2 separate regions of the Homo sapiens genome follow, and region 1 is linked to region 2. A link is an interaction called in ENCODE POLR2A ChIA-PET data of the cell type or tissue named here. Cell type or tissue: MCF 10A. All regions are shown on one strand.

Region 1 (2,500 bases), 200 kb before region 2:
TGCACCAACACTGATACTATCAAACTTTTAAATCTTTGCTAATTTGACAGATGAAAAATGGTAAAAATTTAAAAATTTTGAAAATTTAAATGCCTTTAAAAGTAAGGCTGAGCATTTAAAAAAATATATCTTGGCTATTTAAACTTCTTTTTCTTTCTTTTTTGTGAATCCCATGTGTAGAGGGATTTTTTGAGACAGCTATTCTTTTTCTCACTGATTTGTAGAAGCTCTTTGTGTATTAAGGAAATGTCTCTAAAATTCATTTTCTTAGTTCTTTCACTACAAATTCTATGTTTTAAAAGGTTTTGTTAAATAGCAGTTGCCAAGTTATTAGTTCTTTTTCTGTTTTCTCCATCTGACCCATGTATACTTAACCTCAAATATTTATCTGTACAGATAGCCAATGTTTCTGCATTGAGTTGATGTAATTCCAGCCAAAAGCAAAGCATTGGAATTTTTGTTAATCCCAGAAATCTCACCATGGCTAAATGTAGAGTATCCATTGGTTTTCTGAAATATTTTAAGTGGTTCAAGGAACCCTGGAGGCCTGGGGCCCTGGATGGGAGCCACAGCCTCTGATTTAGCCCTTTAGCTAGCACTTCCTTGGGCCAGCCCAGCTCACTCAAGCCAGCAGTTTGGTCAGCACCTGTGTGCACCCCTCTGGCCAGCTGTGGATTCTTCTATTCAGGTGAATGGGCCGGGTGTTTGCATATTTTCCCCTTTGTTTATAGGCACTTATAGATGTGAGTCCCTTTTCCCTTTAGCAGATGGTCCCTGAGGCAGGACTGAACCTGCCCTAGGCCAGCCCCAGTGGGACTTTACTGGGGGTTAAGGAGGAGATGGAGGAGTGCGGTGTGGGGCGGACAGAATGGGGCTCACCCTTAGAGCCTCCCAGCTGGCCCCCACCCCCGCTGCCCATCCTTCAGCCTCCCTACTTTCTTGAAGAAATGTTGCCAGACCCATGTCCTATTCCCTTAAGGGTAGGTGTGGGCCTCTGGGCAAGTTGGGAGGGGGTTTGCAGAGCCCCAGATTGGAGAGTGGAAGGCTGGACACCACTCTCCAAATATGGGCCTGTGTGTCCTAAGTAGGCGTTAGAGGCATAGATGGGTGGTGGGGAGGGGGTGTCCTGGGAAGGGGAGGTAGCTTTCAGGCTTCTGGAAACTCACCCCCCAATCTAAAGGCAGCTTCACTGTGTTCGGGATTGTGTGTGGGGTAAGGTGGTAGTGCTGAGCTTGCAGGTGTTGGGGTGGGAGAAGAAGAGAGGCCAGAAACCTGCCCCTGATTCCTGACCTGTCTGAGCCTCTGCGGCTGACTTAGAGGCTTCCGGGTTTGTTTGTTGTTTTAACCCAGGGCTGACTTTTAAGAGACTGCCACATTCCTAAGGGATTGGCAAGTGAAGGTGATGAATGGGGTTGGCAGGAGGCAGAGTCTGAGGAAGTCAACAAGAACTCCAAGTTGACGCCCGGGAGCCCAGGTTCCCAGTGCTGTGGCCAGGCGTCCTGTCGGAGGACTGGTACCCCCGCTGACCCTGGTGGGTGGGGAAGGAGACCTTGGGCTCTGAAAAATCCCCTTTCTCTTCCCATGAATGTCCCCCAGCCTTCCTGGGCTGCTCTGTGGGCATTAGGGTTGGCCCTGTTCTTTGCCTCGGGTCACAGCTCTCCTGCCCCACTGGGGCGACCCAAGCCTGGGAGTGGGCACAGCAAGGGTAAGGGCTGAGGCTGGCAGACCTGGGTCTGTCCCCTGGAAATATGCCTCGGTGGCAAATGACTCCCCAGAGATGCCTGAGATTTTTCTTTTCTTTCTTTCTTTTTTTCTTTGCTTTGTAATTAGTATATTAAGGAGACAATACATTTCAAGAATTACTTAAATTCTGATACCCAGATTTAAGCATGTGAACATATGATGAGACCTTTAAACACACAATTAAAGCTATTCATCAGAATTTGTTATACTACCAACATTGCAGTTACTTTGGAGCGTAAGTCAAATGGTTTAAAGTAATCCTGTAACATACCTAAGGAACACCTCCCTATATTACGCGTGCAAATTCCTTCTCCATGTAAAGGTCTTTTCACTTTAATTTCTACGTTACTTTTTCTTTAAAGCAGGGCTGGTGAGATGACATAGACTGTACCTGCTCTGACTTCCATGAAACCTTATTTCATTGGCTCCATTTGCCCCGCCTGAGCCCAAATGGAGTCTCTGAGGAGGGAGCGAGAAAGAGCTGCTCATTCTTCCAAATGTTCTGCTTTGGTCTGCAGGAAAATTATCTCACTAAATATACAAATCTATCTTGACAATGCAATTGAATGGCCCTCCCATGTACAGTGCGATGCAATAGGTGTATTCCTCCCATTTCCTCTATCCCGGGCCCCAGCAAAACCATCACAGCCAGACTGAGGGGACACCAGTCCTGACATTTGGGACATGGTAGTGAAGAATGTGGCTTCTGAGCCAAGCAGATGAAGGGCAGACTTGGCCACACACAGGAGCTGACTTC
Region 2 (2,500 bases):
GTGTCTCTGCGATTCCAGGACTATTTCCAGTCCTAGAGGCAGGTTGCAGGTTATGGGTAGAGAGGCAGGCCTGGGAGAGGCAAAGACAGGCAGTGTCCTCCCTTATCCCAGAAGCTGACACTTACATCTCACCAGCCCACTCACCATTGCCCTGGGGGAGCACATCTGCCAGGGAAGCAGTATCCCAGAAGCTTCTAAAAGACTTGGGGCTACTTCAAGGGTGGGTCAGCATCTCTGAACTCGGGAGAGAGACTGCTCTTCCTTCCCTAGCATGGGGCTAGACACAGCCTCAGAAGCAGGGAGAGGAAGCATGCCACACACTCTGGAAGACCGCTCAGGGTGGGGCACATGGAGACAGCAAGGAGAGGGTGTGCCCTCTCAGACAGTACTGGGAACCTTGATTTTCTGACAAAGCTCTGCTATGGACTCTAAGCCCCATGAGGACAGGAACTGTGTCTGTCTTGTTTACTGTGGGATCCCTGGCGCTCAGCACAGCTCCCGAGACAAAGCTGATGCTCAGTAAATAACTGACTGGGCAGAGGCCAAAGTCCAAGGCCAGTTTCACAATTTCTACTTTTTTGGTAAACTCTTCACCATCCCCACCTCCATCCTCCCCGCTCCCATATACACACTTAAGAGCAGGAAAAAACATACAAAGTAGCACAAACAGTCATCAGAACAGATTTCTTGAACATTGTTTACAATTGGTGGATGCCTTCTCAGTATGAACTTTAATGTGTGGCAGCTTTGGGAACTGAAGTAAGATACATCAGGATCTCTGGTCCAACCTAGAAAAAAAGCATGTGAGGAAGTTCCAAGGGGCTGCTGGTCACACAGCCAGACCCCGGGGCCAGGTTGGGCCAGGAAAGCAGCAATTTCTCATGGCTGGGGCAGTGTCAGCCCTCCCTTTTGAGGAAACACATCCACATGTCAACAAGTACTCAAAACCAGCAATGACAATCCTTTCCTGCAGCAGACGGGTTTCTGCTTATTCCTGTCATTCCGGGAAGCGGAGCGAAGAGAGAATTCCAAATTCTCAACAATAGCTCCTTTGCCCTCCATGGTTAGCCTGGACCCACATCTTAGTACCTTACATTTGCACAATATTTGCAACTTGTTCAAAGCTTTTGCATATTTATGATCTTACTGGATTAGGTCATTACAAGCCCCAGATGGAGAGCTATCAACCTGTCTTGCATGAGGAAGAGGAGGTCAAAAAAGGTCCAGGATGCCAGTGGCCAAGTTAGTAGCAGAGTGAAGATTTGAGCCCACATCTCTGCCCAGTTTTCCTGCTTCCTCACACCATGCAGCCTCGCCATGAGTCAGCTATCACGAGTTCCAGACACAGGACCTCAGATCCTCTAGGGCCAAAAGGTGCCTCCTTATCCTGGTCCTTGTTTACAGTCATTATAACTGCCCCCACTACTTACATTTTTGCTCCCTTTCTCTGGCAGGAGCTGGTGCTGTGACCCATCTTCGCCTGTTTTGCTTGAAAGCCATCCCCACACCCACTCCGAAACCACCTCCCTCCATTCCATTATATTGCACTAGTTGGAAACAATTCAAATACCGAACAATAGGAAAACAGTTAAGCAAACTCATAAAGCAATATGACAGAAAGCTTGGAAAACATGGACAATAATAACAAGTATGTCAATGCTCTCCGTTCGGGTCATGTGTTTTTGAAATATTGTAATTTGATCAAAGCAGAATACAAAAGGACATGAACCTACCAATCACAGGTATGTAAAAATGAGTTTCTGCAAATTGCTAAGAACTAGGAGTGAACTTAACAAGATGAAAAGAAATTTTTAAAAAATCTTCATGGATTTTTCTTTCCTATAATGTTCAAAATGATAATAAAGAGTAAGTGATCCTAATAAATATGACAATAATAAGCAGAGGGGGAGACAGAGAAGGAGGAATGTTTTCCCACTGGAACTGGAGAAGGGGAAGGAGAAAAGGCTGAGGGTAGGGAGGGAGGGAGCTCGGTGGGAAGTAGGAGCCAGGAAGCCTGAGGACCAGCACCCACAGCCACAGAGGTGCAACCGGGAGCCCACCCTCTGGGGGTCCCTAAGGGCCAGCGAGGTAGGTGACCAATCTGAAGTGGTGCTCCAGGGCACCTTTCACAATAATTACAATGTCAGTGGTGCCTCCTAGAGCTGTGCAAGGTAGCAGTTCTGGGACAGAAAGAAGCCTGGAGCTGGAGGGTTTGCCCATGCTGGAGAGCTAGAGACAGAGCCACTGCCCTCTTCACCTTCTTCCGAACTTCCATTGTCACCCAAGATCTCTGCAGTTTTTCTGCACTTTCATTCCAGAGGGCTAACATAACACCTGGCCGACAGGAGGTGAAAGGCCTTCAGGAGGAGCACAGCCTCCCCCTGGTGGGGAGCCTGACTGGCAGGGAGCGGGCAGTTCCAAAAGGTGCCAACCTGGGCTCCCCTGAGACTCAGGGACAGTGCCCTCCACAGACATATCAAACTCAACATGTCCCAAGCTG

The links. ChIA-PET counts read pairs that join two places held together with the same protein. Peaks named below come from ENCODE experiments on the same cell type or tissue, not always from the same donor. Only the 100,000 strongest peaks of a DNase experiment are listed, where the experiment ranks them.
Region 1: POLR2A ChIA-PET joins it to region 2 with 15 read pairs; 31 of 35 experiments call an interaction of 5 or more read pairs at or near these places.

What each region holds. Positions count from the first base shown.
Region 1 is chr1:109,782,168-109,784,667 of GRCh38, forward strand. No RefSeq gene overlaps it. Among named protein-coding and RNA genes, the nearest start is that of EPS8L3, 19 kb to the left of the region's middle. In MCF 10A, no CTCF peak of the experiment used is centred here; a DNase peak (open chromatin) is centred at 1,384.
Region 2 is chr1:109,978,465-109,980,964 of GRCh38, forward strand. No RefSeq gene overlaps it. Among named protein-coding and RNA genes, the nearest start is that of AHCYL1, 5.0 kb to the right of the region's middle. In MCF 10A, a CTCF peak has its summit at 2,372 (motif pointing left); DNase peaks (open chromatin) are centred at 1,447 and 2,357.